Regions from separate parts of the Homo sapiens genome. Here regions 1, 2 and 4 are each linked to region 3. Evidence: chromatin contacts called from ENCODE Hi-C or POLR2A ChIA-PET data. All regions are on one chromosome and are shown on one strand. Each heading gives the region's core, a stretch centred on a gene start or an enhancer-like site at or near the end of the contact. The rest is flanking DNA. Distances are from core to core; before and after follow the strand shown. Region 1 holds the start of LINC03080 (long intergenic non-protein coding RNA 3080). Region 2 overlaps LRRC28 (leucine rich repeat containing 28). Region 3 holds the start of MEF2A (myocyte enhancer factor 2A). Region 4 overlaps LRRC28 (leucine rich repeat containing 28).

What was found. Hi-C counts contacts between places; a loop is a spot of excess contacts on that map. ChIA-PET counts read pairs that join two places held with the same protein, here RNA polymerase II (POLR2A). Pooled maps may share reads with other maps.
Region 1: a loop to region 3 is called in a map of PC-9, with 4 times the contacts of the local background. The contact joins the promoter of LINC03080 here to the promoter of MEF2A in region 3. A Hi-C loop is called at or near these places in 30 of 168 maps with a recorded cell type or tissue (CD14-positive monocyte, CD4-positive, alpha-beta T cell, CD4-positive, alpha-beta memory T cell and 18 more), 2 of 37 single-sample maps with no recorded cell type and 27 of 50 pooled maps. POLR2A ChIA-PET finds 5 or more read pairs at or near these places in 12 of 52 experiments (AG04450, CD4-positive, alpha-beta T cell, CD4-positive, alpha-beta memory T cell and 9 more).
Region 2: a loop to region 3 is called in a map of endothelial cell of umbilical vein, with 4 times the contacts of the local background. The contact joins the enhancer-like site here to the promoter of MEF2A in region 3. A Hi-C loop is called at or near these places in 3 of 168 maps with a recorded cell type or tissue (CD8-positive, alpha-beta T cell, endothelial cell of umbilical vein and naive thymus-derived CD4-positive, alpha-beta T cell), 3 of 37 single-sample maps with no recorded cell type and 13 of 50 pooled maps. POLR2A ChIA-PET finds 5 or more read pairs at or near these places in 3 of 52 experiments (CD4-positive, alpha-beta T cell, activated B cell and activated CD4-positive, alpha-beta T cell).
Region 4: a map of chondrocyte shows a loop between it and region 3 (4-fold over the local background). The contact joins the enhancer-like site here to the promoter of MEF2A in region 3. A Hi-C loop is called at or near these places in 1 of 168 maps with a recorded cell type or tissue (chondrocyte) and 6 of 50 pooled maps. POLR2A ChIA-PET finds 5 or more read pairs at or near these places in 5 of 52 experiments (AG04449, CD8-positive, alpha-beta T cell, MCF 10A and 2 more).

Annotation. Positions count from the first base shown.
Region 1 is chr15:99,433,595-99,436,472 of GRCh38, reverse strand. It overlaps LINC03080 (long intergenic non-protein coding RNA 3080), which reads left to right and starts at 1,262. Exons shown (of 2, transcript XR_007064775.1): 1 at 1,262-1,305; 2 at 1,880-2,878. RefSeq lists enhancers at 2,858-2,878, 2,099-2,878.
Region 2 is chr15:99,342,539-99,345,542 of GRCh38, reverse strand. All of the region lies in intron 6 of LRRC28 (leucine rich repeat containing 28), which reads right to left. Among named protein-coding and RNA genes, the nearest start is that of LINC02244, 58 kb to the left of the region's middle. Within about 2 kb of position 1,553, at least 4 of the 41 ENCODE cell types and tissues checked have a DNase peak (open chromatin) inside an H3K27ac peak, as active enhancers do; they include endothelial cell of umbilical vein, where a contact is called at or near this core.
Region 3 is chr15:99,564,117-99,567,249 of GRCh38, reverse strand. It overlaps MEF2A (myocyte enhancer factor 2A), which reads right to left and starts at 1,266. Exons shown (of 12, transcript NM_001319206.4): 1 at 1,146-1,266. RefSeq lists silencers at 766-815, 1,656-2,095 and enhancers at 1-968, 969-1,944.
Region 4 is chr15:99,322,814-99,325,725 of GRCh38, reverse strand. The region is part of intron 5 of LRRC28 (leucine rich repeat containing 28); the gene reads right to left. Among named protein-coding and RNA genes, the nearest start is that of LRRC28, 73 kb to the right of the region's middle. Within about 2 kb of position 1,530, at least 8 of the 41 ENCODE cell types and tissues checked have a DNase peak (open chromatin) inside an H3K27ac peak, as active enhancers do.

The DNA.
Region 1 (2,878 bases), core at 13-2,512, 130 kb after region 3:
TGCAGTGGGTCTCATCATGGAACATGAGGGGAGGATCAGATCTCACGGGCTTGAGATGGTGTAGGGGTCCCAGGGGCAGGGGGCAGGAGGGAGTGGCAGCTCTCAGGAGGTTTCAGCCCTTTCTGGCCCCAACTGGTTTCCCTTTCCTTTGAAGCCCTCCCATGGGTGAAATCAAATATGCTTTTGTGCCCAGTCTTGCTGGACTCTGGGGCCAAGGAGGGCAGCATTGGGGCTGCTGGGGGCTCCACCCCCTGCACGACGCCTGTCCCTGCAATGACTGATTGGCAGTGGACAAAGCGGAGCTGAGGATAGAGCAGAAGGGGCTGGCAGGGGTGGGGTGATGTCACCCTGGACTCCAAATGGTCCAATGCTCCCCACAAACCTGGGTGCCAAGCCCAGCTCCCTCTCAAACCTCTGTGTGTCTTCTAGGGAGCGAAGTATCCTGATTCTCAGCTTCCGCATCATTTTTCTAGGACAATAAAAATGCCCTGGAATCTGGGAATCTGCCCAAGGAGACAGAGTCCTCCCTAAATGTGCCATTTCCTTCTCTGGAGCCAGGAAGTAGAAGGAGAACGGAACTTGCCTCTTCTTACCCAAGTATCTCTGGGCACGCTGCTTCCCTCCTCATCTATAAAATGAGACAGCAGATGAATCAATTCCTTTCTTGCTCTCTTTTTTAAAGTAACGAGACCTCATTCCTGAAATGAAATCTCATTCAGAAATTTCAATATAAAACAGAAGCAGCGCTGCCTGGCTGAAGTCAGGGTGTGTGGGATGGAGGGGTCAGGCCAGGGGCAGGAAGCCCACCAGGTTGGCCTCCTCTTTGCCCTGCAAGCTGCCTCCACACCCTGCCATGAAGCCCCAGGGTGCCAGGGAGCCTCAGTGTGAAATTCACTCTGACGACTTAGAACTCTCTGGATCCAATTCAGATGCAGCAAACAGGGAAACAGCTTCCAGGAAGCCTCACCCTCCAGTGGCCAAGAAGCCTGGGGCAGCGTCCCTTGGGTGTCACCCAGCGAGGGTGGGGACAGTGAGGGAGGCTCCGCCTGCACACCTGGGCAGGCTGCGTTCAGGCTCGAGGTGGCTGGACTCACATCTCCCTCGCATCCTGTCACCCCGCTCCTCCCTTGCCGGCCCCTGTGGGCCCCCACCCGACGGGAGCTCACACATAGGTGGTTGCCTCCACGTCTTAATGCCCTCCCCCTGCGCGTCCCCAGGGCTGGCACACCCTGCAATTACAGCTGCCGTTCCCCGCCTTCCCATTGTGCCTGCCTCACCTCCCCACTCTCCCCGGCTAATTACCAGGTTTGCCCTTCACAGTTTCTGCGGTAATGCTAAGGCCCGCGCCCCTCAGCTGCCAGCGCTGCGTGTTTTAGTAGCTGCAGGGAGGAAGAATCGAGATGGCTTCAGCAAAGCCCTCCACTTTGCTTGGGAGAAGGGGGCGTTTGTGGGCAGGGCATTGCATGGGAAACTGCAATGTGCACTTGTTTGACCTGGATCCCTGGTTCAAATGCATCCCCTGGTCCCTGCAGGTCCGGGGTGGGGCTGGAGCTTTTGTGTGTCTCATCAGCTCCCAGGTGAGGCGTGAGGGCGCAGGGACGAGCACAGAGGAGGTCGGGAGCCCCGGGCTGGTGGGGGCGGCTTGCCCAGGTCTCGCTGGGCAGCTCGGAGCAGGTCCTGCCACCAATCTAGGGGTCCAGTCTCAAGATGTCCCAGGTTGTGGTAAGGACCCGAAAGGGAGGTGCACCGGCTTCTAGCCCAGGGCAGACCCTGTCAGGGGGGCTTCTAGGAGCGACGGGGATGCCAGCGTCCGCCCTTCCAGCCCTGCTGGGAAAGCGTCACCGTGTTCTGAAGAAAGCATCCTTTTTGTTCATTCCAGAAACATTTATCGAGTGCCTATGGCATGTCAGGCACAGTTCAAGTTCTGAGGATACAGAGTAAACAACAGGCAACATCACGCCTCCTCGAGCTTCTGTTCTACTGGGAGTCAGGGTAGGAAGAGACGACAACAAGGTAAATAAGTCAAATCCGGACTGTGTTACTGACAATGCAAGCTAGGAGAAAAAAGGAAGCAGGAGCAGAGAGGAGCCTGGGTGATGATGGAGATGGGGAGTTTACTTAAATAGGTGGCCATGAGGCTATCCAGCCTGTCCCAGGCGGACTTTTAGAAGACGGATTGTTTATAAGAGCCCAAAAGTATAAGTTCTTAAAAAAAATTAATTTCTGAATGTGTGATGAGAACACAAATTCCTCCACGACAGCCCTGTTTTTCCTGTGCTGCGTAGCTGAGCTCTGGGTCACGGCTGCCGAGTGCAGGCAACACTCGGGCAGTCCCAGGGCTGACCGACTGCGCATCTGGACACTGGCAATCACAGGGAAGGAGGCGAGAGCTCTGCCGGGTGCTTTGAGGCTGTCGCGTCATGTCTTCCTCCCCACAGCGTTCTGCGGGGCCTGTCCCCTTGGTGTTGTGGCACCTCCTGGTCCTCGGCTCTGCTCTTGGGGAAGAAAGAGGACACTGTCACAGGTTCCTGTCCCCTCCAGCCAACAGGAGCAGCCACACGTGGCATCTGCCCTCGAAGCTCTGTGGCATCCCTGCCGTAGGAGAAGTTACCAAGAAACCCCCAGAGCCCACAGGCTGGAGCCCCCCCAGGTTCTGCTCAGCGGGGAGAGGCAGATTGAGTCCAAATTTTCCATTTTAACTGGAATCCTAGGGGTTAAACCTGGCTGTGACTTGGCAATGGCCCCTTGTCCGTGCTGTTCCACAGGGGGTGTCCCCCTTCCCCAGGCCCTGCCCCAATGTGGCTCCAGGGCCTCTGCTCCCAGCAGGTCTCACCTGGGACAGAGGTGGGGGTGGGGCAAGAGGAACCAAGCCAGGAAG
Region 2 (3,004 bases), core at 304-2,803, 220 kb after region 3:
TCTTACAACTCAATAGAAGAAAAACAATCGATTGAAATATGGGCAAAGCATCTAAACAGACATTTTTCCAAAGAACATATATGAAAGGCCAACAGGTAGATGAAAAGGTGCTCAACAAGTCCTATAGCCACAAATAGAAGACTTCAAAGGTACATAGAACACTTTGGAATATTTTTTCAAAATAAAACTGCGTTGATAAAATGCAAATGATCTCTGGTCTCAGATTTGTCTTTCAGAGCCCCTAGGGGGCTCACAGAAAGCAGAAAATACTCTTTACCTGGGTATATGCAATGGTAAGGGGTGTGGCATACTAGTTAAGAGAGCAGGAGCACAGTCTTGGAGTCCGACAACTGGGGTTTGAATCCTTGTTCTATTTACTAAATGTGCGGCTTAGTTTCCTCATCTGTATAATGGGGAAAATAAAGCTGTCCTCAGGTTTAGTGAGAATTGCTAACAAGGTTTACAAATTATCAAATAGCATTCTTGGCACATAACCTTCTCCAATATATGGCAGTTACTGTTCTCATTATTAGTAAGTGACATATTTGGAAGTACGGCCTACAGTAGAAGAAGGCCAGTTAAGAGAGAATTCTCTTTGGCATGCAGCAAATGGTAGTAACACTTTTCTATACTTTAATTGCACAGAGAAGAGTTGGAGGCAGCGGCCTCTAGAGACAATGATTCATCCCCTCAAACCAAGGGCACAAAATGGGACATGACAGAGGAAGCACCTCTTTTCTCTATACTGCAAAAAGAGCTTATGCAAATTAAATGAGGTGACATGCAAAGATCATACAATACAGTTAAATAAGAGCTGACACTTGCTACTTCTTACATAGTTTAGTCTTCTTTCCCTATGTTAATTTTATAGGAAAAAATGAGTTGATAATTTAAAAATGCTATTAGGTTCAGATCTTGTCTTAGCTTTTCAATATTCCACATAATTCAGTTTGCACCTCCTGGCTATTCTGAGGAAGGTAGTTTTTTATATATGCCCACCATGAAATAGACTATTTTATGTTAAAGCTGAAAGAAAATCAGTATCTGCTCTGTTCAGATGTATTATACATTAGCCAGCATAATGCCTCATGGACATGAGTATGTAATACAGACACTTAAACTTTCCAAATACACAATCTGATATAGAGTGGGGAGTGGCAGTACTGAAATTAGACAATGCAGTGGGTGATGGAGTCAGAACTGAGTCTGAATCCTGCTTCCTCACTTACTAACTGCTTCCTGACATGAAGGGAAATGAAATGTTCTGAGCCTGCTTCCTCCAGTGCAACAAGGGGATAAGAGTACCTTTCTCACAGACCTGTTATGAAGATTAAACAACGTATATAGTGCCCAGCTTTATTCCTGGCAAAATAATTGGTACTCGATACATCTTAGTCTTTTACCTCTTGCTTCTGAATACAAAGAGGAGATCACAAAACAGTGTGGGATGATGAAGAGAACCAGCAGGATGATGAAGAGAACCAGGCAGCTCTGCTGTTTTAGTTGGCACAGCACAGCCTGGTGGGGAGGCCAGGACACCGCAGCGCCGGGCAAGGTCACAGGCTGTAAAGGCGATGCTGTGATGGCCTCTTGAGAGCGTGAACCTGGCCAGAAGGCAGTCGGCTGGCAAAAACCCCCAAGCACAATGGAATGGCATTCGTAATCATTATGAGGCTGAAATACGAACGTGTACTTCATGAAAAGGCTTTGAGATGTTTCTTATATTCTTAAGATAAAAAACCCTTCACTCAATAATTAACTTTGGAAGAGATCACTCGTGTACTAACCACTGGGGCGGTTTGTTTTCTTCCTTTAATTACTATTAATGCACCGATACCTTACAATAGATACATCACGCAATAATATTTTTAAAGTTCCTGTGCAAAATTGCTCAGTATGTAAAATCTATAACGCAAGGAAGCTGTCCGTCGTACAGATGCTACAGCCACAAAGAACTTTTTCATGTGGCTTTTTAAAGTACTGTATTGTGTCCAAAATATTTCCTTTTTTTCTTCCAAACTCACAGATCAAAGTTTCTGACTTAGAAATTAGCAAAATCTAGGAGTCCTGCACAAGCTCCAATTCTGTTTGTTTGTTTGCTTATAACCTCAAGGCTCTGGCATACACAGTCCACATGGCTGAAAATGGAACAAAAAGCTCCTGTGTATTCAGGCTACTGCCCTTTTAACCATACTGTAAAAGCAAGCATGGAATGACAGCACAGGAGAGGACAGAACAGGATCTGTGTTTACTTCATGCTGACCAGTATGAAATTCATTTATTTTATCAAAAGGTGAATGGTATATTCTCATCAACAAAATGATGGGGCAAAAGAAACAACAACATCAAAGCAATCAATCAAAATAAATTATTTGGAATGCTCTATCAATGTTAAACCAATTATCATAGTTCAATAAATCAGAGATATTATTAGTCATAATTACAATGCTTTAAATACTATAAAATGTGGGCTTCTTAGTAATAAATTCAGAATAATTTACAGTGTATTCCAAAATAATTCTTAAAATGAATTTAAATTACCTACATGATGCTTTTTACAAAGAGAACCCTTCAACCACTTTCTCAGAGTAATAAATTTTTAAGTGCTAGCTTCTTTAAATACACACAAACACACAGACTCCATTAACTCTCTTACAAAGTCACTGTCTTTCTATTCACCTTTTACAAAATAAGACTTCACAGTGAATTATAATTTAATAAGATAACTTTACACATGGTAGATCATCAACTGTTAAATTAAAATAAATAGATTTTAATGAATTTGAATGACTGCAGGCTTCCTTTGCTGTGGGTTTAAATATTCATGCTGCAGAATCTCTATTTCTCTTGCACAGTTCAGGTAACAAAAAGATCACAAGGAATGGGCTGGGCACTGTGCTCAATGCTTGGGGTCCAAACATGAAGACACACAGTTCCTACACTTCCTTACAGTCTAGTTACAGAGTAAAACAGTTCATATTGACTGTATACTTATGTGGTATTT
Region 3 (3,133 bases), core at 17-2,516:
TCACAGCAGGCCTTTCTAATAGGGCATTTATTGGAATCCCAATCTCACTGTAAACTAAAACGCAGGTTAACACTATGTTATATTCAAGCTACACACGGTTCCCTGCTGGACCATAACAGGAGGCTCGCTTCACAGCTCCGGAATCTATTTCGGATGTGAGCAACAATTCTATAGTTACACTTTTAAAGAAAAACTGTTTTCTTATTCAGGATTGCTCACCTTTTCCAAACTTGTTTGCACTATCTCACTTACTTTAACCCTCACAGCTCAAAGGCATGAAATCGAGCCAAAAAGCAAAGTTTCTAACACAAAAAATATTTTCTGCGAGCTGGGATCTAGCCGGATGGCAGGGGTTCAGCCAGCGGTTCCCTGTGCAGCCCCTCTGTCCCCGCGACGTCTCCCCGCACGATCGGGCGTCCGCAACCGCAGGTGTCCGCCCCAAACACCGACCCCGCCACTGACATCTACACACTCACAGAATTCGTACCTAAGCGTTCCACCCCGTTAGACCAATCTTCTCCCAAAGCAGAAGTGGGGGAACTTCTTCAAGTCCAACAGGGCAGAAGGCCCCCCGCACTTGGGGCTAATCCCTTCGGGGAGACCCCCGGGCTTGGAGGGAAAAGGGGAAGGAAAGGGCCCTCAGAGCGCACCTTCTCCGGGGTCTCCCGAGAACTCCTTCAACTTTCAAGGAGGCGACGTCCACCACCGCCCCCCGGCCCCAAGGGGTGCGCGCCCGGGGAGGCTGCTCGCCACCAGCCCGCGCGACTGAGCTCCCCTCGGCCCGCCCAGCCGAGCCCCATCCAGCCCCACCGGCCCGCCCTCAGGGCACCCCGCCCCCACCTCCCCGGGCGCCTAGCTCCTCAGCGCCGACCCCGACCCGACCACCCCTCGCCGCCTCCCAGCACCCTACCCGCCTCCCAGCACCCTACCCGCCCCGCCAATGCGCGAACGCGACCCTGGCCCCCTCCAAGCCGGACACGGCCTCGTCCAGGGGTCCCCGGAGCCCCCCGGGCGACCCTCTCGGCCGCGCCGTCCCCCGCCCCAGCACCTCCACCCCAACCCCTACTCGGTCCCCTAAGCGAGACGCCGCCCCCCTCCAGCACTACCGGCGTCGCGGACTGAGCCCCGCTGCCCGCGGCCCTCACCGTATCTCCGGAGCAGCTGGCGGGCGCGCACACGCCGCAGCCCGGGCCCGCCACCAGCGCTTCGCGCCGCCCGGAGCCGCCTCTTTCAGCCCGGGACTCGCCGGGACATCCGCGCACGGATCCCCACACCGGGGCTATTTTTAGGAGACAAGCCTCGGCCAGACCGGAACTCGTTCTGTGCTGCGCGTGCGCACTACCTCCGCCGCCTCGGTGTCCCTCCGCAGCCCTGCCTCCCCTCCCTCCTGGGTTCCCTTCCTCGCTTCTCCCCATCAGTTTCTTTTCAGGACTGAATTATCCTCTCGGTGGGTTCTAGAGTAATTGGAATGGGAAAGACAAGGGTAGGGCAAAGAGAGTCACGGTGCTTGGAAGCGGGCGCTATTCCACAAGGACGTGGGGGCGGACTATGTTTTTCCGGGTGGGTGAGGAGACGATCACCTGGCACAGGAAGAAGATGACGGCGGCTTGGCGCCGGGGCCGCGGGTTGGAGCTCGCTTTCCTCTGAAGGACCGTGTTCCCCTGGAAGGGATACTGGTCACTTGATGAGGGCCCGGGCGCCTCCCAGGGCGGGGCGGCCCGGCGGCGTCGCGCCCTGCCGCCCCCGCTCCGCCGCTCAGCCGCCGCCACCTCCCTGACCAGCCCCCGGGAGCCCAGGCCGGGAGCGGCCCGGTGACGCGGCGCGTGGCAAATCGCCGCGCGTGGCCTCCAGGGCAGCCAACCCGGGCGGTGGGGCGGCGCGGCGCGACGGGACTGGGCGGGGCTCCCGGGGCGGGGGCGGGGCGCGAGGCCGGCTGCCGCCCGGAGTCCGGGGCCGGGCGGGTCCTTCGGGACGCCCGGGTCAGCCTCCTCCCTCCCTCCCTCGAGGCGCCCTTGGCCTCCCCGGGTGTCGGCTCGCCACGCCCGCATTGTGGCCAGGGCCGCACCTGTGCTCGCCCCGGGGCACGGGCAGGTCACCCTCAGGAGCAAGCACAAGGGGACTCTGGGACCCGGGCCCGGAGAGAAAGGGACTTGAAGGGGTCTCGAGGGCGAGAAGGCCCTTTCGGACTGGACAGCCGAGCTCCCCAGGTCCCAGGACAGTAGCAACCTCCTTATCGTGACTTAATAGTTTCTAGGATGCCTGGGGCGGTGAACTATGTGATGGACATTTTGCATATGACAGCTTATGTAATACTTACAAGGCCCCATGAAGCAGATTCAGTTTCTATTCCCATTTTACAGATGAGGAAAGGGAAGCTGAGCGCTAAAGTGACCTGTCAGGGTCACAGCTTCAGAGTAGGGCCCTGAGGACTTGAACTCCTGACCACTCTGCATGTTGCCTTTTCTGAGATAGGTGCAAAGGGGATAGGCTTGGGACAGCTGTTGTGTTTTCTGGGGCTACTGATTATGTTTATCGAGGTCTTTAGGAGATGAGCCATTGTTGGCCCTCTCATCCTGAAAGCCGCTCACCTCTGAAGAGTTTTTCGGGGCCACAGTGCCTGCATGTGCCCCCAGAGGTGCCTGTGTAATGGACACGAAGCCAAATGGTTGTTTGCATTTGAAGATGAGAAATTCAATCCCGCAGCACTTAAAACAAAGTGGTTGGGGTGGGTGAGCAGATGAGCAGAGGCTGTGAGTGGAGGAACTGGGAAGTTACAAAGGAAGCCAGAGACTGGCTGGCTTCCTCCCTCAAGGACAACGGGGCAATGTGCTGGGGAGAGCCCAAAACAAAGGCGGCACATAGACAGCAGACGCCAGAAAATAAACCTGGAGCTCTGCTCAGAGCTCCACAACACCAGTGTTCAGGGGAGCCAGCAAAAGGAACTGCAGGGAGGTTTTTAAAACATGTCAAAATGTGGTGTAAATCAGCAAGTCATGTGGAAATGCATGCTTTTTAACCTGCCAGAAGCTGCAGAGCCGGCTGGATTTGGCTCTTCTGCTCCAAGAGGACGAGAAGAGTTTAATACTTATCCTTTAAAACTTAGGGTCTGGAGTGGGGGCACAGTGATCAGTGG
Region 4 (2,912 bases), core at 281-2,780, 240 kb after region 3:
AGCTGAAAAATCAATGTAATACACATGTTCATGGAATAAGAATAAAGCATTTCACAAAATCTAAAATCCACTCATGATAACTACTCTCAACAAACTAGGAACAAAAGGCAACTCCTTCAACCAATAAGGGGCATCTACAAAACACCTCTAGCTGAGAACGTATGGAACACTACGTTAATGGTGACAGGCTGAGTGCTTTCCCCTTAAATCCCCCTTGTGCCTACAAGGCAAGGAGGCTGAGTGTTTCCATTGGTACCCAACAATATACTGGAGATTCTAGCAAAGGCCGGAAGGCAAAAACTGAACAAACAAAAAGCATCAAGAATGGAAGAGAAGAAGTAAAACTTTATTTACAGATAAAATGATCCTTAGTAGAAAATACTAATTAAGGGATCCACAAAAACTCTTAGAACTAATAAACAAGTTTTAAAGGGTTGCTAGATACAAGATCAATATTAGAAAATCAATTGCATTTCTATACATCAGGAAAAAACAATTCCAAAATTAAATTAAGAAAATAATTCCATTCACAACAGCACCAAAAAAAATTATATACTTGGTAATAAACTGAACAAAAGTAGTACAAAACTTATATGCTACAAACTGCAAAATACCGTTGAGAGAAATTAAAGAAGATCTAAATAAACAGAACGATATTTCATGTTTATAGATTTGAAGACAACACTGGTGAGATGGCACACTCCCCAAACTGATCTGCAGATTCAACACAATCCCTATCAAAATCCCAGGAGGCTTTTTTTGGTAGAAATTGACAGACTGATTTTAAATATTTATTGCTGTGTCATGCTGAAATTAATGTTGTATTCCTGACACAGAGTTACAATGCATTCTTTTTGGAATCCTGGTAGAATCCTACTCTTTTCACACCACTCCCAATCCTTTCTACCCCTTCCCTGGGAGCAAACATAAGTCTGTACACCTTATTTCCTTAGTGTCTCTAACTTTACAGTTGTTTGCATTGTTTACTTTTGTGCTAAATACACAATACCTTGAAACTTTTCAGCTACTTATAGAGTATTCTGAAAATGATTTTATTATTGCCACATAGTAATTACTTAGATTAGGCACAAAAATAACATTATGGTGTCAATTTCAAAAGAAAAACACAGTAAGTCCCCTTTAAATCATAGTTCTGTGCTGATGCACAATGACCTAACCTAAAATTTAAATGGGAATGGGAAGGAAGCCACCCACTCCACACCAAGCTAGTGACCACAGAGAGTCAATGACAGACTTGATATTTTTAAGCACTTGCTTTTTCCGGTACCACTAAAAATAGCTCTAAGTTGAGCTCCAGAGCACACTGGGTTGAGAACATACAGAAATCCCCCTTTATCCGCGGTTTAGCTTTCTGAGGTTTCAGTTACCCACAGTCAACTGCAGTCTGAAAATATTAAATGGAAAATTCCAAAAATTAACCGTCCGTAAGTTTTAAATTTCATGCCATTTTGAGCAGCATGATGAAACCTCATTGTATGAATCAGCCCTTAGTCCAGTGTACCCGCCCTGTCTACCCTCCTCGCCCATTAGTCACTTAGTCATTTAGGGTATTAGCTCCAGAAAACGTAGTGGATATAAGGTTGAGTGCTATTTGAGGTTTTAGGCACCCACGGGGGGTCTTGGAACATACTCCCACAGATAATAGGGGACTACTGTACAAATAAATAAAAGACAACATTTCAATGCCAAATTCCATTTGGTGTACAGTAAGTCTTCCTTTTTATATCCATTTTCTTTCTCTTGAGCTGTGGAATACACATACTCTGGTACGTACAAATAGGTTCAAACCATAATCCTGTTACTTATTGGCCATGCAACTTTGGGTTATTTACTCAACTATTTAGATCATCGAATTGCTGTTAAAGAAAAAAGAGTAACACCTAACTCAGGAGATTAATAGTGATTAAAATATCCCATATAATTCAATAACAATAACAGAAAAGTTAGTATTTACTTCTAATTTTTCAGTTCATACTACAAAATATTCCAAATGTAAACTCAATATAAATACTTCTGTAATTGATGAAGTTTTTTATTATCAAAATAACTGCAAACACAAACATGTTTGTTAACTCTAACACAGAGAAAAGGGCTCTTTATTGGGAGATAGATGACTTTCAGAAACTGTGAAGCACTATCTTCCTTGGACAATTAAAAAAATTAAAAGCAATTCAGATTCACTTGAAATATTAGTCCATTTTTAAGGCTAAGAACAGCATTCAGGATGTCCCACACACTTAAGTTAACTGCAATTATCAAACAACGCAACCTCTTAGACATTCCTTGTAACAATTGGGATCGAATCCTAGATATAGTCTAAAATCATTTTTTAAAAAGCAGAATTCATATCTTCCTAAGAAGGAGTTTAACCTGACTCTCTGATATGAGGATTAAAATCCTTTAACACCAAATTATTGTACTTATATTTTTAAACCCAGACTGGTCACTGCAAATAAGCAGCCTAGCTAGAAAGGACCTGGTCTCTACACGTGGGGTGAATCATGCTCACAGACCAGGGAGCCAAAATCAAACTGTGGTAAATTATGCTTAATAATACAAATAAACTTTGATGCTTCTGTTCTGAGATGTTTCTGAGTGTACATTATTTTAAAAGGTGGGAAAGAGAATCTACAAAAGCAGTAAAAAAAGATACTGGCAGGCATCATGGACCAGAAATTGTGAGAAATTACTGGATGATAGAAAAGAACAGAAATTAAATACAGAAATACCACAGAAAAATCAGCAGCATCAACAAAGTGGTCAAAGCCTCTGCTAGCCACCATCTACCCAAGCTAACTCAGTAGCCTGGTTCTTTCCACAAAGTTGAATAGTAACTTAGCTGTTTATTTGGCTCTTGCTTGCTTTGCCCCAGGACATGACCTTTTAAAGGG